3 separate regions of the Mus musculus genome follow, and regions 2 and 3 are each linked to region 1. Evidence: chromatin loops called from intact Hi-C (ENCODE). Cell type or tissue: left cerebral cortex. All regions are shown on one strand.

Evidence for each region. Hi-C counts contacts between places; a loop is a spot of excess contacts. Peaks named below come from ENCODE experiments on the same cell type or tissue, not always from the same donor. Only the 100,000 strongest peaks of a DNase experiment are listed, where the experiment ranks them.
Region 2: it touches region 1 in a loop (3-fold over the local background); 3 of 42 quality-filtered maps call a loop at or near these places.
Region 3: a loop joins it to region 1, with 2.8 times the contacts of the local background. A loop is called at or near these places in 3 of 42 quality-filtered maps.

What each region holds. Positions count from the first base shown.
Region 1 is chr7:87,582,218-87,590,217 of GRCm38, forward strand. It overlaps Grm5 (glutamate receptor, metabotropic 5), which reads left to right and starts at 1,951. Exons shown (of 11, transcript NM_001143834.1): 1 at 1,951-2,323. In left cerebral cortex, CTCF peaks have their summits at 2,236 and 4,181 (motif pointing right); DNase peaks (open chromatin) are centred at 2,197, 3,262, 4,222 and 5,114; H3K4me3 peaks cover 4,858 bases; H3K27ac peaks cover 3,498 bases.
Region 2 is chr7:88,339,627-88,347,626 of GRCm38, forward strand. It overlaps Gm25345 (a small nucleolar RNA gene), which reads left to right and starts at 4,343; the gene lies at 4,343-4,475. In left cerebral cortex, a CTCF peak has its summit at 4,365; DNase peaks (open chromatin) are centred at 6,561 and 7,018.
Region 3 is chr7:88,040,725-88,048,724 of GRCm38, forward strand. The region is part of intron 8 of Grm5 (glutamate receptor, metabotropic 5); the gene reads left to right. Among named protein-coding and RNA genes, the nearest start is that of Gm24249, 43 kb to the right of the region's middle. In left cerebral cortex, no CTCF peak of the experiment used is centred here; no DNase peak of the experiment used is centred here.

The DNA.
Region 1 (8,000 bases):
GTTTCTCTTCTCTGAACATACTGCTATTGATAAGCCTAAAGTTCCATTTGCATGTCAACTTTTATAGAACAGGAAGTGAATAAAGCTCGCTAAGCCACATGTGAGACTTACGGGCAGCTTTGTCTTTCTGATGCTTTGGGATAGCATCTTCTTCATTAGCCTTGGTGAGAGGAGAGAATGAAATATGTGCAGGTATTTGGAAACATCTCATATCTATTAATATTATTTAGGTACTTTGCATGTAATCTACAAATTCTGTTTTAAGTTGGACTAAACATGGACAATATGGCCATATATGCCCTTTATGAGCCACTTCCTTTGAGGAAACAAAGATTCTCTAAGTTCTTCAGTCATTTTTTCACAAAAGGACCTAAATCAAAACTGGAATCAACCTAGTACAGAAAATTTCATGTTGGACAAACGGACATTTTAAACTCTAGAAAAAGAGAGGAGAATAAATTCACATATTGTACTTCAAGTATCTAAAAATGTCTTTAGACATGGAAAAATGAAAATGAATACCTTTAAGAAGATCTACTTTTTAACTTTTAAAATAACACAAGGTATTAGACATCATTAATCAGTTTTCAAACAAAGTGTGTTTTAGCAGATTCCCACCCTCTTCTTTTTTGCTTACTTCCCACTCCCTCTGATACTCTACCCCCTTTCTTCATTTTCATAGCAAATGTGCCCTTTGATCTCTTCTTCCTTTAGTACCCCTTTTCCCTTCTTTTGGTTTCCTTTCTAGTAATTTTGTGGGGGTGATGCTGATTGTATTTTAAAGATCAGTCCACATTTACAGATATTTTCACATGCACACATTACAAGCTAGGATCTGCACATGAGAAAGACCACACTGGCTTTGTCTTCCTGGGTTTAGACCACCTAACTTAATGCTATACACTTGAGGCTGATCATTTTTTTCCCTGTAAACTTCATAATTTCAGTTTTCTTTCCAGCTGAATAAAAGTTTTATATGTATATATAACATCGTTGCCCATTCATCTGTTGGTGGACCTGGAGTCTGGTTCTAATGTGTTGCTGTAAATGGGCTATAATACACACATATGGGCAAATGTCTTTTAATGCTTGACATAGTGTTTTAAATGGATACTTCCCTTCTTCCGTTCCTTACTATTATATCACCGAAGTAATCAAAGAAACACTACCTTGTTGTCAAGGACCCACTGACAAACATTAGTAGTTATTAATAACTGGTGTCCTTGACTTCAGTGTTGTGCATGTTTTAATCATTAATTCAGCTACTGAAAGTACCTGGCTCCTTTAATTTGCTCAGGCAATAATAATATTACCCAATTATTCTTTTGTTTAAATTAAGCCATGCAAGTAATTTATAGGGATCCCTTTTATTCTTTTTCTTTCAGATATAATGTGAAGGTAACCTTAGCATTTTTGATGTCCATAGACAGTACTAGGGGTATCAAAGAAAAGGATGCCAAGCAATTGGAAGAAGTAAAACATTTAAGTCCCACAGGGAAAGACTTTTAATGGATGTAGGAAGAAACATTTTTAAGAAGTGCAGACAAATGCAAAATGACATTATTAATGACTCAAGACCATTAAATACATTGGTCTTTCTAATCACTCGGGCTTCTGAACCGTACTTGCAGTTCTCTGAATCTCATTCTCTCTCTCTCTCTCTCTCTCTCTCTCTCTCTCTCTCTCTCTCTCTCTGTGTGTGTGTGTGTGTGTGTGTGTAAGTACAGTCTGTGTCACTCTCTCTCTCTTCTCTCTGTGTCTCTCAGTCTTGTGTTTGTCTCTCTGTTTCTTCCTACTCCTCTCTCTGTCTTCCAGCAATAATACCCCTTCTCCCAATAACTGTCAGGAGTTTCGTACTATCTTCAGAGAGAAGCTGATTATCTACCTGCTCTCCAGCTTCTCTCTGAGTGACATGCCACCCACGCCTCCCAGCACAGCTCCTGCTTCTCCATCTCTGGGTGGGAATGAGGTAGTGAGGAAGTCCAAGACTGCCCTGGCCTGAACCCTGAGACCAAGAGGCTCTAGGAGCAGTGTTCACTCACTGATCCAAGGCTAGCCAGCCGCCCCCAATTGCACTCTGCAAGAGTAGGAGCCAACCCAGCGTTGCGCTTCCAGCTGCGTCTGCCCGGGCGCAGCACGTGCTCCAGGCGCTGGCGCGAGAGAGCGAGCGCCACCACCGCGGGCCCGCAGCCGTTCTGCTGGCTGCCACTACAGCTTAGATCGCAGCCACTAGCGCTTCTGCAGCAGCCAAGGCCGCTACGAAAGCGCAGGGAGCTTGAAAGGAGCGGCTGTCCAGAGGAGCAAGGCTCAGGGAGCGCACCTGGTAAGCATAGCGCTGTTTTTCTTTCTCTCAGCTGTGGAGTTACCAGGGATGTAGGATGCCGCCGGAGCCCCTCCCCCAGTGCAGGGATGGAGAGTGAGCGAGCAAGGGGCGGGTGCTTGGACTAAAGGGACCCAGAAGGGCAGGTGGTGGGCAGGTGGACGACAGGTGAAGCCAGGGATACTAGAAGGTCCTGCAAGTTTAAGAAAGTCACCCCGCAAGGACATGTGCTCTATAAATTAGACATGAATTTAGAGTCAGGAGCCTGGGCTAATGTGGTATGGCTAAATGGGAGGTTTTTGAATATCTTTTTGTTTTCATTCACCTAACTGAAGGATTTCAGTGGGGTTGTTTCCACAGAAAATAGCTAAAATAATCAGTGGCAGAAAAAAATAAATAAAACCAATAAAGCCCCCCCCCCTTCTGTCTCATGCTGGTACATGTGCAATGATAAAGCATGCACTTAGCGAGGGAGGAGAATTTTAGATCTCTGAGGATATTAGATGTTTGGGCTGTAGTAAGCACACTTGCTGATGCTGCACCCCAAAAATGAGACAGGGAAGAAGATTATGGATGGTTTTAAATACTGTATTACAATTCTAAAATGACATTTGAATGACTATAACACCAGGACCAAGAGATTCTCTGGAATCATTAACCCATTTATGAGATGTATCAGCACGTCTGGACCCTTAAAGCTAAGATTATATATTTCTAGCAGTGAAAGGAAGATTTTTTTTAACCTTAAATTTTCTGACAGAACTTTCATAAAGGATGATAATGAAGAACATGGAGATCAAGAGGAAAGAGAGGGGAGTTGAACAGACTCCATGAGCTATGTGTGGTAGTATAGCAAGGAGAGTTGGGTCTGTCAGATTTGGTACCAATGTTCATTCAGTCACACCCTGAGAAGCCCTTAGGCCATTGTCTAGGAAAATATGTGACCTTGAACAAGACTACCAAGCATTGTACACTTATTCTCTCCATCAGGAAAGTGGAAAGCATACTGCATTTTAGGACACTGAAGTCTCACAAAATAGTGTGTGTTTGTATAAGCTTGAAGAATTGTACAGGGAAAGAGGGAAGGGAGATATCCGGAAATACAGGCAAATAGATTGTAAAGATGTTCTCTCTCCAAGTATTTTAACAGCTGTAACGTTCACAGTGCCATTGGATAATGCATGCTGGTTCTATGAAAGGTCTATGGGAAAGGTTGAGTCCAGCCAAACATTCAGGCCCATGCAAAGATTATGGAGTTTTGACAGTTGTTTGGAAAATTTCAAATGCACAAAACTTAAAGTTACATTTTGCTTATTTGCTTGTTTGTTTATTTTATTGTCTAGCGAAGTAGCATTTGAAAAACATATTTTGGTGATAGGTTGTGAAGTTTTGGGGTTTGTTTGTTTGCTTTTATTTAACTTAAGCTTTGAGAAGTTACCTGGGCTTGATTATGGTAAAGAAAATCACATCCTAGTTTCAAGGTTTGTCACTGTGTGGCAAATGAGGATTTTGGAATGAGACAGGAATGTTCTGTAATATGAGTAGAAGGCTTAGGGAGGGAAGAGAAAAGCGATATTTCTCTTAGAGCATGCATGTCTATAGCCCAGTGGGCAGCAGGCAGCTGGCACATACCATGTTGATTCCTCTTCTACTTGACTGGAGAAGTCATCTCTAGCCCTTTTCTGTCAATGCATATTCATTTATAGAATTTGGAGATTTGCATTGCAGATGCTGAGATGGTATGCATTCATAAACTCATCTCCCTGGGTGTCTTCAGCTCCCCCCATCCTGAATGTCTGGCCATGAAACTAGTGTACCCATCCTGATCTGCCCAGGAGTCTGTGTTCCTAAAGGAACTCACTGTGCCACTTGGTGGCACCAAAAAGTTGCGCAGAGAAGTCTCTTCTCTATAAATACTAACTACCACCCCTCCCTCCTCCGCTCTCTCCCCTTCTCCCCTTCCCCCTGTCTCCATAGAGGGGAAGATTGCTGTACATGCCGCCCTCAGCTCCGCTGTTCTGAGCACTCCGAGCACAGGGGATGAGCTTGGGATCATCTTGGGGTTGGGGAAAAGCCCAAGAAAGGAAAAGCTGGCTCAACCCCATTGATTTCTGCTGCCCAACTTTACTCCGGGGGGCTAGCTAAACAGCATCTCACTGCCTGCTGCGTGGCCAACAGGGGGTAAGCTTGCTATGTCTGTGTGCCCAGGTATCTATCCCCAGACCTGTCAAGGATTTAGAAGCTTTAAGCATGCTGATAAGCTCACAGTGTGGTTTGGAGGAGGGGACTTAGATGAATCCGGGGTGGCCAGAGCAGAAGAGGTTCACATCTGCTTCTTTTACAGAAGACCATTATTAATTAAACCTGTTGGTGGAAAAGGCGCGAGCAAGAGGGTAAAGCAGGGGGAGGTATGCAAGGTCTAAGATAGGGATTATGCACGCCTTTGGATCCCCGTGTCTGAGCTCTGAGGAAAGGAGAACATGGTTTAGAATGCAGACTGGCTTACCCAGTCCTTTGGAGAACTCAAAACTGAGAAAGCAAAGGTAGAGAAGGGAAGGAAGGAGAATCACTTCTGGGTAATAGATTGGTTTCTCCTCTGCCTGGGGCGGGGTGGGGTGGGGGTACAGCGTTTGGTGCTGAAAGCACAGCTTGGGATTTATTGTTTCTATCTCAATGTCCTTTGAACGCCCCCAACCCCTAGCGCAACTTCGTGCGCTTTCTTTTTCCTTGGATATAGCTTTCCCTTCCTTCCAGACACAAAGCTACCCAGGGGCAGCAGATCAGAGCGCAGAAGAGGGATCCCAGGCTACAGGGACTTGGAGACAAGGAACCAGGAAAGTTCTACCAAGCAAACTCTAGTTGATGTTTACAGTAGCCTAATCTATTTTGGGACATTTCAGCAGGAAGTAATGGTTGACCTGGGTGATTACCCACCTAGTTGTAGGATGTATGGCTGTTCGTATTTCTCTTTAGAGTGCATGGTGTGGGAAAAGTGACTTTGAGAAAGTGATAACAGATTCTTGTTTTTATTTAGTCAGAATCCTGGAACTGTTTCACCTGAATTAGCTTGGGTATCCAAACAAGTAGGTAGTGCTATGCATCAATTTATTTCTTCATAAGAAATTGGTATTCACAAATGGAAAGGTGGACTCACCTTTCTTTCTTCCTTTCAATATCCAACTTTATATTTTATTGTTTAAATTGCTTAAGAAGTGAACTAGTGATCTCCTGTATTTCTAGTTCTGGTAGCAAATTGGTGCCTATAACAACAGTCTAGTGAGAATGCTTAGCACTAAGGGCACCCCTTCATCCAGCAAAGATTTATTCTGAGTTATTTGACACCTTATTATGAGTTTCAGAGGATATAGGTGTGCTATTTTTTTCTTGTTGTGAGTGCTTTGTGCTCTTCTCTTATGGAGTGGAGGGAATTTCCTCCATTAATTTCTCTGTTAATTCTGTGTAATACATATTAAATTGTCAGTTAGTAATCTTTTTGTCATTTGTGGAACTTTCCATTTTGAAGGATTGTTGGTTTAGAAATAGAAAACTTTGCTTGCCAAACTCACTAGGTTAATGACTTGCATTCTACCAAGTCTGCATCCTTCTCCTGGAAACTTCTTCAGCACCTTGGACAGGTACTCATACTATTCCCTAGGCTTCACTGGACACTTACTGAGCAACAAACCACCACTTAGATAAAAGACTTTTCCTCGTCCTTTACACTTTATGATTAAATGTAAAATTCATGTATTTCAACTGCATCTTCTAGAGCTCCATGATGTTCCATAGCAGTGTTTTACCTGTGGGTTTTATGCCCAAAAAGGACAGAGGAAATCCAAAGAACAAAAAAGAAAAAAGAAAATGAAAATTTAATGTCTATTTATTATAGGCACTCTGAGGTTATTTGGATAAGAATGATATTTGAACACCCCATGTACTTGCTTAAATCTTAACCTGTTATCAAATGTATACACAGACCTTTACCATTGTACACATCATAGCCATTCAGACTGATATCCAGGGAACACTGAAAAATTCAGTAATAGATATTTATCCACGTAAAGAATATCTATGATTTGAGAATACTTGGGTAAGGAGACACCATTTTCTTTCTTTTTTCTGAACTGTTATTTTGTCATGTTTCCTACTAAATTAATTGGCTTCACTAAAAATGTTTACATTTGTGAGTAAATAACTTTCATGATTCTTATTTTATTCAAAATGCATTGAGAATTTTTCAAGGAATGTTGCTATATTGACTTTTTGAAGAATGTTGGGACTATTTATGCATTTAGAAATGGTAAATTAAAACTGAGGATGGCGATGTATAACTTAAATCTCAGCACTTGAAAGGTTGAGGCAGGAAACACAAAAGTTCACAGTAATCCTTAGTTATGTAGGAAGTTAAATGAGGCCCTGTAACAAAAAGATGAAGAAAAATTAAATGATAGAAGAAGATGAACACTAATCAGAAAAAATGAGATTGAATAAATTGTAAATATGTACATAATTGTATTACTTGAGTAAAATATGTATGCATGTTTTATTCAAGGTTTGCTACATTCATGGAATGAAGAGGCATATTTCTTTATACATTTTTGCTATTGGATATATGGACACATATATGGACTTAGACATTTGTGTATGTACCATTTTCTTCACACTATTTAAATACATCCAGCTGAATCTAACTTTGTGAAAAAATGATGATTCTTTTGATATATGTTTTTGAGAACATGACAGTGTATTACATAGAAGTGTCCTTGATTTGGAATTATTTGTTTGGAAATATTAATTCTGATGCTAAGGCATCTCTTTATGTCCTTTCTTGTTGTGTACGTAGAAGACACACAAGAAGGGAACATCCAAAGAAGTGGTTTTATTTCATACTCAAATGACCTAAGAATGTAACATTTTGACTTTGATTTTTCAACTGTTTACAAATCAGAAAATGCTTTCTTGATATTTTCTCATTTCATTTGAATGAAAGGGTTTAAATACAAAAACATGCCAAGATTTGTCTCCATGGCTCCAGTATTAATGCAGAGGAGACATAAGTGTATACTTTAATGCTAATAATATTGTTTGAAATGCACTCACACAGAGAAACAAACACAAATGCATCTATGTTTGGCGATAGGGCTTCCAATAAAAGTTTTGTAGTAGGTCAATGCTTGCCAGGGCAAGTATTATTTATTGAGCATGTTAGGGATTGTATCAAGTACTAGATGTATTACATTGCTAATCATCAAATGAGTCACATGATATACTGGTTTTAATTTTTTTTGTTGTAAAAAGTGAAGTTTTTCTTTCATTGTTATAACATGAAAATGGTACCAAGAAACAACCCCCAGAACACATACATATGCTGTGTGTTATAAAATTGTCAGTATGAATAGAACATACCCTGTTTCTATAGCATCAGTCTATAATGCAGATATTTGTGGAGGCTCTTTTATGATTGTTCTCAGTCTGTTGTGGTTTGCAGTGTATTTTATTAGTGAATATTTGGCACCAGATTGCATGAATGTGGATCTCACCTTTAGTTGAGTATGTGAATTTGTAAACAGAATTAAATCATGTATATGATTTATATATATTTCATTATATATTATTATATAAACAAATACCCAACTTTTCTTGTTTGTAGTGGATGAGGAAAGTTAGAATGATATTAATA
Region 2 (8,000 bases), 760 kb after region 1:
GTCCTTTTCAAATGTCTTTTTTGTTGTTGTTTTTGTTTGTTTGTTTGTTTGTTTTTTGTGTGTGTTTGTTTTTTGTTTTTTGGGGTTTTGTTTTGTTTTGTTTTTGTTTTTTCAAGACAGGGTTTCTCTGTATAGCCTATGCTGACCTGGAACTCACTCTGTAGACCAGGCTGGCCTCGAACTCAGAAATCCACCTGCCTCTGCCTCCTGAGTGTTGGGATTAAAGGTGTGTGCTACCATGCCTGGCTTCAAATGTCTTTAACTGAATGAGTGTGAACATGTGACTGATTCTGAATTCCAAACACCTTAATATACTATAGGATCACTCGGTCTGTCAACAGAAGGTAATGTTTCATCCAGTGGCATCTTTAAAAATATTTAAAATGTTTCCTTTATTTTTTAATGTATACAAGTGTGTTTGCCGGTGTACTGTGTGATTGCCTGGTGCCTGCAGAGGACAGAAGAGGACATTAGAAACCCTGGGACTAGAATTACAAACGGCTGTAAGTCAGCAGATGGGTTCTAGTAATAGAACCTGGGTTCTCTGGAAGAGCATTCAATCCTCTTAACAACTGAGTTAACTCTCCAGGTCCCAAAATTTTATTCTTTTTTTTTCTTTAACACTTTTCTAATTTCTCTTTCTTTGTTTTTTTTTTTTAATTCATAAAATCAGAATAATATATAGTTCTCAAAATTGAACTACGTGAGATAAGGCATGAGAAAAGATTTTAGTATTTGAAAAGTGACAGTCCATTCTCATTTTCCATCAAGGCCTTGCTTCAAAAGACATATTGATACAGAGGATCCAGGAGCTTTCACTGGGGATGCGTTGACTAACTGTAAAGCTGTATTGAAGGATAACCTCAAACAGAAGCTACCCTTCGTGGTCTACTGAAACACAAACCAGTTTCGCTCGTTCAATTTTCTGGGGAAATAATTACAAAGGACATGTTTCTAAAGTGCAAAAGTTAGGAAAATTGAAAGGAATCATAACCAATGCATTATGGGAATGCTGCAGTCATTTAGGGGAAGCATCTAAATGATTTTATTGAAATTTCCTCAAAGGCACAACAGAATAAATTTCTGGCTCGACATATCCACAGAAAGCATACAATTTATGTAAATGTACTTAGTTTTGTGTTGAAAATAGTACAGTTCTACGCGTCATTAAACTCTCTTTCTCTTTCCCTCTTTCTCTGTTACACACACACACACACACACACACACACACACACACACACACTTTTAAAAAATGAACTAAATTCTCTCTCTCCACACCCATAGTGCCAGAAGTCACTCAGACATGTTCCTGCTCCACAGAACATACCCTTTTATCCACAGTGACTGAAATAGCACTAAAAATGCTCAGGGAGATACAGTATACAATCTAAGATACACAAATTTGTAAAGTATTCAACTCAGGTGGATATAGCCTTTTAAAAATTATTTCCGAGGTGACTGTCATGACTGTGTTTTGCAACCAAGCCTAACATTTCGATACATTAGTGATTCATAGGAAGTCAATTACTTCCAGATGAAGAAGACAGAAGCCAGAGAAAATTACTTACCGTTTGTATAAATGATTCATGTTTCTATAAATGCCACTGTTTACTTGTTAGAACATTCAACATTAAAGATTTTTGTTAGCTTACTTTTCAAACTGAAATAGGATTTGATGAAAAGCAAGGAGAAATCAGAGTCCTGAATCTTTAGGTTTTACAGCTTGCTCCATTCTGCGCTGTTAAAGTGACTGCCCCCAGGGAATTGCTCGGACCCCTCTAATCATGATGGAGGCTCATTTCTTAGTTTCTTCAGCTGCAGGAGCTTGCTGACTAGTTACAGCTCCCAGGTTGGTCCCTCTCTGGGAATTGCTCTTCAAGCACTGAATGTGACCCAAGGTTATTCCTGGTTCCTGTAATGTAATCTAGAATGCTTTCCACAGGGTGGTTTCATTAGGGTTCATGTGTGAGACGAAATGAAAACAATATATTAAGATATGTGAATCTGAGCCATCTTTGGGATGTTAGGCAGAAAAGTCTGCAAAGTGATCCTTTCCTACTTAGCTGTCTTTAGTATAAGACTTCTTTATGCTTTAGACAATGTTTCTCAATATCTTGTAAAAAGGCATTAGAACCCAAGTCCTGTATCTTCAAGTCTAGTCGCTCCAGCTTACTTTCGTCACTTATAGTTTCAGGGGAGCACATAGCAGGACATCTTTATTCTAATTCTGAGTATGGCTACCACACTCAACTTGTCTATTTTCAAGGAAGTAGAAAAGCTCCTGCCTTTGAGTGGCATTTTCCTTCCCTGCAGCAATGAGCAGCAATTCTGTAGAAGACTGATGTAGCATATTGCTAAACTGAGTCCCAAACACAGCACAGAACCCTCGGAACAGTTCAAGATCGACCCGGAGAAAACAGAAAAAATAACCTTAGGTGTTTGATGTTCCAGTTATTTCAGGATTGTTTGTTATCACAGCATAACCTAACCTGATGGACACATCAATTTCGACTAATAGATTATTTTCTTTACCTAAGATGCATTTGTAGAGAATCACAACCTTCTGCTAGAATTGAAGTATCATTTACACCTGAATGTACCTTAAATGGTAATATAATTGACAAAATTTGTGCTTGCAATCAAGTGGATATAATTTAATTTGAATATCCAAGCTATTGCATGTGATTTAATACCCTGGCTTAAAATGTTTATTTCTGAGACTCCACTTACTACTCATTAGATGAAGCTAATACTTTTATTAAAGCATTGACAAAATGATTTGATAGTTCCACAAAATAAGATGGCTTAAGAAGACTGATAACAGCACCAAAAAGTGTTTTACAGGATGTTGACAATCTGCTTTTGCCCCTAAATGGATGGGGCAGGGATGCTGTAAAATGGTATCTTCATGAACTGACACAGCTACTGTATTCTTGAAGTCAGCAGCTATGGTTAACAGCACATCAAGCCAATCAATGTTCCAGCACAGAAAGAGGATGGGATGCCAGGGACCCACCGATAACTGAAAAACTATTGGCAGTTACTAGCTACTGTGGGAAGAGAGAGACATTCTTTAGAGATTGTTACACTGGTAGACTGCTGATTCTCCATTGGATGACCCATTTATAAACATAAGGTCAGTAGTAATTGGACTCAATGGGCTTAAAAAAGAAGACAAGCAAACGTGAATAGCTAGCAAAGTAATGTGTTGTGGGGAATTCAAGAAGAATTGAAGAAGAGAAATGAAGTGTGGATAGATTATATTAAGTATATGTGTGAAATTCTCTGAGAACTTTCTTTAAAAATTCTTTCATAAAAATCTTAATAAAAAGCAGATGAATTTTCATATCTGTCTTTCCACTACATCTCCAGGGGTGGCTGATAGCTTCCAGTAGCCTCTGGAAAACCACAGGGCACATATAAGAGTGCGGATCCCGTAATGTGTTATTCATAAGGAATGTGAAAAACAGATCACTGTTTAAAATGCAGATTCTCTATGCCTATCACATTCAACAGATTAGAATTTTAGAATATGCTGTGTATTTTTAGAAAATCCTTTTGACAACACTTCTCTGAGATAGAAAAGTTACTGTAAAGAACAAATGCTAATACTTCTTTTCTATATGCTCACATTTAAATGGTTGACACAACCGAAAAGGCTTTCAATGGAGTTCTCGAAACAATCTACATCCCATCAAGGGAAGATCACTCACTTCACTGTGGCTGCCTCAAAGGAGACTCAACAGAGCTCTTAAGGGAATGTGATTCGCACTTCAAAGTGATACATCTAAGTGGAAAATCTTTGTGAATTATTTGTGTGTCTGAGCGTCACATGAACTGTAATCTGACTAAGGTGCAGTTAGCTGATGAGGATCAAGGAGCAGAAATATGAGTCTTGAAGTCTAAGTAACATCAGATACCTATGAAATGAGGGCAAAGATACTTCAAAAACCTCCTCATACAAGTGAGTCATTAGAGCTTGAAATCTTTTGGATGGAACTTTTTTTTTGTAGTTTAGAAATAGTTCTCTCATTGGTTATATTATTATTGTTGTTGTTGTTGTTATTGTTGTTGTTGTCATTATTATTTTTAATAGGAGTCTCACTTTGATGCCTAGGCTGGTCAGATACTCCTGGGTTCATTTGTTTTTCTCATACCAGCCTCCCAAGCAACTGGAACTAAGGGCATGTGCCACCATTGCTGCATCTCCTTATAGTCTTTTCAATAGTGGTGAGTGGTTTGGAATTGTCACCTTTTTAGCATCTTTTACATCAAGTCACTTTTCTTCACTTCTTATTGTAAGTTAATAGGTCAGCAATAGGTGGTTGAAAATAGCCAAGGTCCTGCCTCCTAGAGGCCTTACTGGCATGGCTGCTATGTCACATGTGTGTCAGTAGGTGGCAGAGAGGAGAGAGGCTGTGTCTACACTCAATGCTCTAACCTGAGAACATCTGAATGATTAACAGACCTTGAGAGAGAGCAAATGCTGAGATGACCACCAGAACAGCACCAGGTAGGCCTGAAGGGGCTCCCAGGATGGGAGCAAGTTGCTGACAAGAAGAACCCCACCTGGGATGGTAGGTCTGAGAGTCAAGGACTGAGAAAGATAACCCTCGATCCTTGCCAGGGGCCAATGTGGCAGTCAGGGAAAGGAATAAGCTCTAGACTATCACCAGACTGGCACCATGTGACCTCAAGAGGAAGCTAGCCTGAGAGAACAACCAATTTAGTGCTGTACAGGTCTGGTGGGGGCTGGGAGACCATGCCAGAGATGACTCCTGCCCTGTGTCCTATGGTAAAAGCATGGCACAGCATTCTCACTCAAGACCATTTCTAAAATGACCCCAGACACCCAGAGATTCTGGGTGCTACTAAGATGAGCAAGTAAGTGGTGGAAATGAGAGAGAGAGAGAGAGAGAGAGAGAGAGAGAGAGAGAGAGAGAGAGAGAATGATGTAGGCACAATGAAGAGAGGCAGAACTGTAGATCTCTCAAGGGTAGTGAGGAACAGCCTGATGTTAGTAGCCAGTGATGCCAACTGGGACTGTGGTCAGGTCCTGGCCTGTCCTACCACAAATTGTCGGCTGTGCTGCAGCATGGATGAGGAGAGATGTTCTCTTACCACATAATGCAGGTGGGTGGGAGAACTGGTCCTCTGGCAAGCTGTCCTTGCCCCTTACCTGCTGTAACACTTAGGAAAACAGGCCCTGCACCATGACTGGACAGCACAGTAGAGATAGATCTGTCTGGATATGGGGGTTGCAGGTGAGCCAGGCCTGAAGGCAGGAGTGTGGGAGAGCCTGACCTGCCTTTTGTCTGCTGGGTAGTGGCTCAGATGAGGGCGAGATGCCCTTCTCCCCTCCTTCATCCATCACCACTTACAGCAGGCTAGAAAAGCTAGAAAAGCAGCTAGAAAAGCAGGTTCATGAGAGTGGGAGAATTGACCATGTCCATCACCAACTGCAACACTGAGGAGAGCAGGCCCTGCACCTTTCCTAAGCAGCAGGGTAGAGATAGTTCTGGTTGCCAGGATTGTAGGTTAGCAGGTCCTGAAGGCACAAAAGTGGTAGCACCAGCGGGCTCACAAGCTTAGATACCTCTAAGGTCCACATTCAGGAGTTTGACTTGCCCCACTCTAACATCTATTTCATTGATAAATGCTGGAATGCATGAAGGGCCTCATCCTACAAATCCAAATCTATAGGATCACCATAACACAGAACAACAACAGGATATCCGAGAGGAGTCCAAGTGAAGTTTCAGTATTGATGGAATAGCTGAAGTCAGAGGTCATCTACCAGACTAATGAGTCATTGCAATGAACTTTTGCAAGCAAAGTGTGAACAAAAGGATATACTGTGGACACACTGTGATGCACTACAGCTTCCACAACAAGATAATTTTTTTCTGTTTGGGGGAGAGGTTGCAAGGGTGGAAGGGTATGTACAAGGGGAGAGGGGGATGAGTACAATCGGGATGCATGATAGAAGATTAACAAAGAACCAAATGAAAAGTTAAAAAGAGAAAAAAAAAATAACCAAGGCTGACTCTAACTCCAATGGTGTGATTGAGCTTTCTCCTTCTAGAACAAGAAAGCAAAAGTCAGTTTTGTTTTTAGTTTTGGGTTAAAGTGAACTCGTACCTGATGAATTCTGTGGTAAAGAGTAAGAGGAACATAGGATTGACTGGTAATTGTGGCTTTGAGAAATGGTGTAAGGGACTGAGGCTGATCCACCTCTGTTGGCTAGAAGTCCTTGCCTAAGCACTAAACAAGAAGTCTCAACCCTAGTTTCTAGCACCACAAACTTTCGGTGCATCATATGCTCAAGGAGAACATGGATAACCAGCAAAGATGCACAGTGTTCCTTTCCTTGCTTGAGTTTTGATGCCTGGAAAGTACCACTTCATAACTTTTCCCACCATTCCCCTGTCCTGCCAGAATTCTTGCATCATGCAGGAAATCAGAAAGGAAACTATACCAAATGTCTTCCAAGTAGCTTGATGTTGGATTTCTCACCAATATGGGTGGGCGAGGTGTCTTTAGAAATCTCAAACAAAACTGAGAATTTGTAACAAATGTGATGCTGCTGGCACTTGAATTATTGAGAAATTTGGACTTATGATTCATCCAGCACCCTTGCTCCAGTTAAACTGGGGTTGTTGGCAGACTCCTACATTTGATTTCTGTTAGAACAGAGTGTGCTTGCAAAGGCAAGGATGTAGTATGTTCTGAATTATCACTGGTCTGATAAAATGAGTTACTGCATTTTTTTCCAGGCACATAAGAACATAAGGGATTGGGGATCAGTGATTGCCACTCAGACTTGCCCTCATTCCCTTCTAATGTGCGGGAGCCAAATTTGAATCACAAAGATGAGTGTTTCATCACTTTTACCACTCTGATGGAATGAAACTTATTAGAATTATGTCCAGTTCTTATCAATATTTTGAGAGTGTGGAATGTTTTATTTATCACCAGACAACATCGGTTGGCTCATTCATCATGCTACTCTGTGACACTCCATTTCTCAGTACATATTTCTCATCTACAAGTATATTCTAGGATACCAGACACCAGAATGCCAGCAATGCCATGAGTCAATGTATCAAGAAGTAGCTTTCAACTAAAGAGATGTAGCAATTAGATGATTAACATATACCTTCCTTTCTGTGGTGACAGAGAGATGAATAACTTGGTGGCATTGACTACATTGTCTTTGAGTTTCCCATTCATATTGAGATCTACTTGCCCTTAATCTTAACTAATTTGCTTGATATTTTATATGTTGCTGATTTTCTTCTATTTCTTGTTTCCTGACACCATTTTCTCATCTGTGTTTTCTGTGAAAAACTCCCAAACATGTGATTTGCACACATATCATACCTCAAATATTTCTTCAGGAAGACCTCAACTGAATGTGTCTCTTTAAGGCTGGACAGGGATGCAACAAATACTTATTGGGTTTTGAGGATGTAAAATTAAAAATGATCCATTGTAGCAACAAAACAACGTCAAATTATCACAAAAAAAGCAAGATGATAATTAATCTCCTTGGTCCTCCTTAACTAATGGGCTTTCACAGCTTTGGTGATTTGATTCCCCATAACTGGGTGCTTTGCTAATCTCTCCAGGCAAAACAAGAGCAGCACCAACTTTTAGGCAGTGTAATATAGGTTAAGTACACAGAACTGAGATAGAAAACGGAAATATCAGTTTATGAATTTGTCATAAGAAATAATGACCACAAAGACCGAAATACTCAGTTTTCATGTGACACCTGCATATGTTGCTAGAGGGTAACCTAACATGATTCCAAATAACAATAAGATGTGTGAATACCATGCACTCCAAACAAGAGAATAAGCATCTGGAGTCTAAGGGCACTGGTAGCTGCCTGATCCCTAATCTGACTGTGCTAAAACTCCTTCACACAAAATTCTTCTCCAATCATTCCACATTGACGTTCCTCCTTGAACAATACTTGTAAATTGTTGGCTAGA
Region 3 (8,000 bases), 460 kb after region 1:
TTCCAACCCATCATCAATGTATTTGATACATTTTCCTAAGAATGAAATAAAGACAGAGAAACTAACACTGTTCCTATGTCTTAAGGAAGTTCATAGTTCAAAGTTCAAAGATAAATGTTGCATGTTTATTCTCACTTATGGGTCCTAGACTTTATAGAAACAGAAAATCTTATATGAATAGAAGACATGAAAGTAGAAGCACAGTTCTCTTGGGGAACAGATGAGACTAATGAGAAAGGGAGAACAAAAAGAGGATAGTTAGGGTAGAGATAGAATACGTTCAAAGTACATTATATATTGGCTTGAAATAGTCTTCTATATCCTTGTATATAAAAATGAGGACAAAACACGGCACTCCTGGAAGAGCACCCACAAGATATTTGTCTAGTGTTTCTAGTATTAAGATGGATTTTAGCACAGGACTCCTAGAAGATAGATCATAAGATTATCATGGTTAAAGCCCCTACCTCAAGGGATAAGTGATTATCCATGGCCATTGTACTAGCTTACATAAAAGCCATGATTATAAAATTCCTGTGATCTGGAGGCTTTTGAGACTTGCTTACACTGAGACTCTATGTTAGTGAGAGATATTTATACAGAAGGTTTCTCTTTCTTAAAAAGATCTGATTTAATAAAACATCCAAGTGCCTAATGGCAGCGTTGAGTCCTGTTTGTATCATTAGACAAGCTTTCTGATGTTCTCAGGCATTCCAGAGATGACTCAAAAATGAGCACTTGGCTAAAATGAAACTTTTGAGTAGAAAATTTTATTAGGTTTGCCCACAAGAAAATTAAAATGCCCACAAGAAAAGAGATTTCTGTGAGTTTTGCATGGTACACTATTGATTTTTTTGCATCAGTTTATTTTTTTCTAATTTCAAAATATATTATTGTTGAATTTTAAAACTCCTTTATGTTCAACAACATTGAATGGGTTAATTAAGTACCTTTTCAGTGAGTTCAGTTGTCTCTTGGTATATGTGGATATTGGCTTCAAGTCCTCAGATAAATGATAAATGCCAGACTCTTGTAAATAAACTATTAAGTACCTAAATAAAATGAAACAATATCTACACATCAGTTTCTCACAACTCCTTATAACTATTAAATCATCTGTATTTGGTTTATAAACCTAAATTCAATATAAGCAGTTATAGAAATTTTGTCATAAGATGGTAAGGGAATAATGGCAAGAATATGAAGACAACCTTTTAAATACAGATTATTTTTATTCTGAATTTTCCCATTTTCCAGAGTTGAGTACCAATGGATACAGTCAACACAATTCTAATGTCAGTTTTTGTCTTTTATATTCTACCATAATGCTATGGAAAGTGAGCATGGTATATTACTTCATTGTCTTAATTGATACATATTCTATTATTACCATTGTCATTAGACTATTATATGGGTGATATAGAATGTGAATGGAAAAAAATATGGTTCTCACAGTTGGTCTCAGTAGGACATTCTTCTACATACCTGGTAATGTGGGGAGAAAAGCTATAATACACACACACATTCACATATACAAACACACACTGGCAAATTGTGCAAAATAATCAAAAGAAAATCAGATAAAAATGAAACTATTAGAGAAACAATAAAGAATATATAACATAAAGTTGTCACAAAATATTTCTGTAAAGAAAGCAAGTGTGTGATGAATAGAAATTGATAACAAGTGACAGGGAAGGACATTTCTGACAAGAAGACAGCATATATAGGAAAGAAGATATATTGTTGGATTTCAGAAAAGTATCAGGGTAAAATCTGATTCCCACTGGAAGAACATGCTCAAGATTTGAGTGTTTCAGTGTCAGTATAATGAGCAACCATTGAAGGCATTTTATACACTGCAGCACTATGATTAATGATATGTTGTTAAATAACATTCTTGTCTCTGTGAGGTAAAATAATTTGGGGAGGCATGGAAGGTAACAGTCAAGTGGACTAATCATGCTACAGCAGACAAGATTTCTTGCTATCTTTAACTAAACAATGCATTGAAATATCTGAGCTATGATTAGGTATTACGTCTACAATACATACAGACAAGGGATGTACAAGGTATTAAAGAATACTATCAAATGTCCTACTTTTAACACTAGAGGAGTAAATGCATTGCTACATGCTTATCAAGATTTTAGTGTTAGATAAGAGTGACTTGAGATGACTTTTTATATTCTCAAAAAAGGAAGTAATTAATTTAAAAGGTTGTGCCGTTAATGTGTCAGAGTGTGTAGCATAGACTAGAAATAGAAGATATAATTAAGTTTCTAGGAAGCTTAAAATCTGGTGAGAGAAACGTCTGTTTTTATAAAAAGGTAACAACTCTGTGCAATTAGTTATGTAGGTGTGGAATAAACATAATATTATGAGGAACCAGAGAATTGGGGAAAGTTTAACCTTAAAATCTAAGTCAATACTCACAAGAAAAGTGGTAATGATGATTGTAAAAGATGTGGTTCTTCAATTTTCATTACTATTGTGACCCAGAAATGAAGTAGGATGACTAATGCACTGTTTTCCTATCTAATATAATAGTCACGTATGTTTTTTTTTAACTCTGCATTATCTCAGAAACATCCTTGTGTAAAGACAATGTTCCCCACTGTTAATTCCATTCCTACTTTTTTAGGTAACTTTTTGAATAAGTAGCACATACTATCATTGTCAATCTTTCTCATACTTGATTCAGTGAAGCAACTCTCATCTCTGCTAAATATGTATAGAGAGCCTTGGATAAGCCCCTATATGCTCTTTGGTTAGTGACAGTCTCTGAGCACTCCCAGGGGTCCAGGTTAGTTGATACTATTGGTTTTTCCTATGGGGTTGCCATCTGCCCCAGTTCCTTCAATTCTTCCCTTAAGTCTTCCATAGAGATCCCAGACCTCAGTCCAATGCTTGACTGTGAGAATCTACATCAGTCTCAGTCAGCTGATGGTAGAGACTCTCAGAGGACAGCTATTGCTAGGCTCTTATCTGCAAGTACAGCATAGCATTGGTACTAGTGTAAGGATTTGGTGCCAGCCCATGGGATGGATCTCAAGTTGGGCTGATCACTGGTTGGCCGAAGCTTTAGTCTCTGCTCTATTTTTGTCTCTGCATTTCTTTTAGCCAGGAATAGTTTGGGGTCAAAAATTTTAAAGGTGGGTTTGTGTCCCCATTCTTTTACTGGGGACCCTGCTAACTAATGGAGATGGTCTCTTTAGGGTCCATATTACCACTGTTGATCATTTCTGATAAGTTACCCACATTGTGTCCTGGGATCCACCCTCCCCCCCCCCATCACAATCCCTGCAGTTGCATATTTCCATTCATTCTCTTGGCCCTCTGGGCTTCTTTCCTGTCTCCCCCTACCCCCATACATGACCTATGCCCCTTTCCTCTTCACTCCCTCTGCCTTCCATGATTATTTTCTTCCCCCTTATAATAGGATCAAAGGATTCTCACTTGAGTGTACCTTCTTTTTTAACTTCTTAGGGTCTGTGAGATGTATCATGGGTATTCTGTACTTTTTGGCTAATATACACGTATTAGTGAGTGCATGCCATGTATGTCCTTTTGGGTCTGGGTTATGTTACTCAGGATGATATTTTCTAGTTCCATCCATGTGCCTGCAAAATTCATGATGTCCTTATTTTAAATAGCTGAATAGTACTTCATTGTGAAATGAAACACATTTTCTGTATCCATTCTTCACTTGAGGAATATCTGGGTTGCTTCTAGTTTCTGGCTATTATGAATAAGGCTGCAATGAGCATAGTGCATGTGTCCTTGTGGTAAAGTGGAGCATCTTTTGAGTATATGCCCAAGAGAGGTATAGCTGCGTCTTCAGGTAGAAATATTTCCAATTTTCTGAGAAACTGGCAGATTGCTTTTCATAGTGGTTGTAACAGTTTGCAGTTCCATCAGCGATGGAGGAGTATGGATTCCCCTTTCTCCACACCTTCACCAACACATGCTGTCACCTGAGCTTTTTATCTTAGCCGTTCTGATTGGTGTGAGATGGAATCTCAGGGCCGTTTGTTTTACAAATACCAGTTTTGAACAAGGAGACTTTGGAAGAAAATGAACCCCCAAATGAATATGTTAAGTTTCAAATCCTTATGTGGTTTTTAGACAATAATCAAAGAGAACCAAAATTAGCTAAAATTAGTCTAATGAGAACAAACCATACTAGGAGAGGCTATGATTAGCAAGACCTGTGTGGAGAGTTCTTTCTCTGATGCTGTATCAATAAGGAAGCTCTTTTCATCTGCGTATCAAAAGAGGACCAACTGAATGAGTGTTTGATGACTTCCTGCAGAGCAAACAAGCATGAGGAATCTGACAATTACATTTTTGTTTCTGCTATTTTATCAAAGCTAAACTGTTATATTTTAAAATGCAATGTTTGGAGGCCATCACTTAAGATATTAATTTACTAATCATTTCATACTTATGTAGGTTGGAGAGGCAGGGTATATTACAATATTGTAACATAACACATATGCTTTCTTTCTAAGACCATTCTTTACTCTCTCTAGTTTTAGGCCCTACCTTTTCATACCATTCATTTTTTATTCTAACATCAAAGACTGTCTACAGTTCCTATAGCACACAATGTTATTTTCTCCATATCTGTACATGTATTCTTTTTTCTCTAAAATATGTTCATTTCTCCTATGAAAGGTTGGATGTTAATACAGACATATCCAGATCAGTAGAAGCTAACTGCTACATCTGAAAATCATTTCTCCAATAAAGTTCATGTACATATTAATCAAAGTAAAAAGACTAGCTTCCCACTTCAAAACAAGAGAGAAGAGTATTTGAAATGCTTTAACGAAAGAACCAGTAAGAAACAGTGTAAAGAAGAAAGGCAGGACAACTAAGCAAACACCAAGTCTCACAGGGTTCTATAATTCATAGTAAGTAAAATTACATCCATTCATTTATTGAGTCATCTAGTAATTCACTCAATAAGAGTATATTCCTTAAGGGACAAAAACTCCCTTCTATCATGTATATATGTGGTTAACAAAATAAATTCATTAGAGTTATTCAATGTAAGGTTTAGAACTTTTAGCCTTAGATTTGCTTGTTTTGCTATCTCTTTAAAACAGGAACTCCCTATGGTCCCCTGATTGGTCTCCACCTCCTGCTAATACCCCTGTTTCAGCTTCATGAAGTGCTGGTCTTCAATATAATGCAAATCGATGCTACCATGCCCATTTAATATTAGTTTTGTAGTGACATAGAAATGTTCATAGGCAATATAGACATGAGAAAACAGTTGAAGCTGAGTGGCTACATAAATGAGTTTGATGAAGAGAGAATTGTGGTAAAGTGCGCTGAGGAAGTCAATTGGGCTGAAGCAGCAAGGTTTGTGTGTTTCATCTTCTCCCCTTGCACTTCATTTTGGCAGAGGAAGGTGCTCTTGGCCTTCTGGCTAAGACAGTGGGGGCGATCCTTCCACTGAAATGTCTTATATCACCTGATTAAACAGAAGAGAGAAAATGATAAGAAGCTCCTTATTTTACATGTTATTTCTCAAAGAGCTATATGCCACGGTGCCATATTGGGGGATAGTGTGTCATGAACTCTATTTCCGGCAATACTCTAAGTGCTAAACATTTCTGCAAACTAACTAGGGAAAAAAACCCACAACCACTCTGATCTTCTATCCTAGAAATTATTTTTCAACAAGGCTATTATCTTGAGGACTATCCAAAATCAAATAAGAAAGGAAATGCAATTTGTAGGCACATTATAAATATTATTTACAGAGTGATAATGGAGATTGGATATTAATTTTAAGCATGAAATGGAAGGATACTAATTTCAGAATGGTGATGTCATCTGGAAACCGTCACATAGGAATTGCTGAAGAGGTTCAGTTATTTTTGTAAAATGCCTTCATGGAACTGGGTGTCGTTTAAAATTAACGTGACAAAATGTTAATATTTTTTAAATCTTGATTATTTTGTTCATAGCATATTCTGCACATTCAATTTTGCAACTTAAAATTATTTCAAAACATTTTTCTACATAATATTAAAACATAAAATCTACAAATGAATGGCTAGGATACAAATGTTAAGAAAACTACAGTAACAAGCCTTACAGCAAGCAATATGAATCTATTGATGTATGGACTTAAATAATGCAGTGGGCATAAAAATCAATGAAGAAATTTGATTGAGAATTAACATTGCTAAAATTGGGTAATTTGTTCTTTAAACGAAACAAAACATAACAAGAGTAGTGCACTAATCGTCTACTTTGAGAGAGGAAGGAAAAGATGCAAAAAGCAGCAATTTGGTTGAGGTAGTCAGATATTTCTAAAAGCTTCTATTTGCCAGAAACTTATTCATGCATCACCATTTTTTGCCACTGTAAAAATTTCCTATTTAATAATAGCATATATATATATATATATGCACATATGTGTTTATTAGTATATAATTGGATACATACATGTATACTCTTATATATACTATACTACATGATATATATTTATGTATATATACATACATATGTGTGTGTCCATATATAACATATATCAAACACACAATATATATAAAGCATATATACAAATTAAAAATATATAATTTATAGAATGTAATTTGTTTTCTGCTAAAGAATTTAAAGTAATTTGCAAGAGTTACAAGATGCTAGATCTTAAAGTCCCTTTCCAGAGCTGCAAAATCATTTCCTGTTGAGTCTGTCAGGGGCTGGAGCCATCCAATAAACCCAGTGAAAGTCAAATGTGGAATCAGCTTGGCTTTCAAGCAGAAACACAGTGGGAAGCCTTGTGACAGGAAGTTAGCATAGTTTCCTGCTTTTCACTTGCAAAGAAATGTACCTTCAAGTGCAGAGCTGTGAAAAGGAAGGGAAGGTAGTGCATGTCAACACTTTAAAGTCAACAGGAACATTCTTTAGCAAGCCTTCTGGTTCCTGGAGTGACTTAATTGCTTTGGAGATTGGAAACTGAATGTCACTGAAGAACAAGTTACCAGAGTTAAGTAGCAGAGTCCAAGGGTAACCTGGAGGGTGTGAAGGAACTGGTCCAGGGGCCTGTAACCAGTGACAGGTCACTGATCTCCAAAGCCTGAGTGACCCTTTGCAAACATCTATTTCATACATGTTTCTCCTTTTCTACTACTTTGTAAGACTGCTTAAGCCTTCTCATACCTATGCTTATTTAATAAAAGCATGCCGGATTGTCTGGCATTGCTACCAGCTGTATCATCTTAATGTTTTCTGTTTTAGTCCTTCAAGAGAAATCACGTATTTTACAACTGAGACAACTAAGATTCAAGAAAATTGTATACATTATTTAAGATCACAAACTTTAAGAAAAATCATGCCCAGGGTGGATATGCTATGATAGCTCCCTTTTACAGCAGTATCATGTTTTTAGTTCCATATTTCCAAAAACTGTAAGTGAAGTGAATTCAGATCCAAATTTGTCAAAATATTAATTGTATCCAGAATGTTCTAGTATTTTTCACTTGTAAATGTGATTAAAATGGGACAGTTTGGGGTTTGTAATTAAATTTAGACACAGACATGGGAAATTCTTGCCATTTATTAAATATTATATATTTGTGATTTTTTGTGAATTTAGGTGAGAAATATTTATTTTATACTTCTAGCTAAAATAATGTTTGCATTAATAATGGAATAGATTTTTAGCATGGTGCTCGATCTCTTAGCTTCTAGTTTCTGTGACAATCTAACCAGAACCACATACTATACAATTGTCTGCCCTGTCAGTTATTCATTTAACAATTTAATGTTTTTCACACAGTGCTAAGTTCTTTTCACTTAAATGCAAAGTAAAATCTTCCACTTTCCAAGCCTCACATGTCTATAATAGGAGTCTGACTTAAATAATTGCACTGGGATTATAGATGCAATGTATACAGTAATTGGACTGCATACTATTTGCAATGGTGGCCCAAAGGATAGACTTATTCATTAGCAAATAAAAATTGAATTGTAAA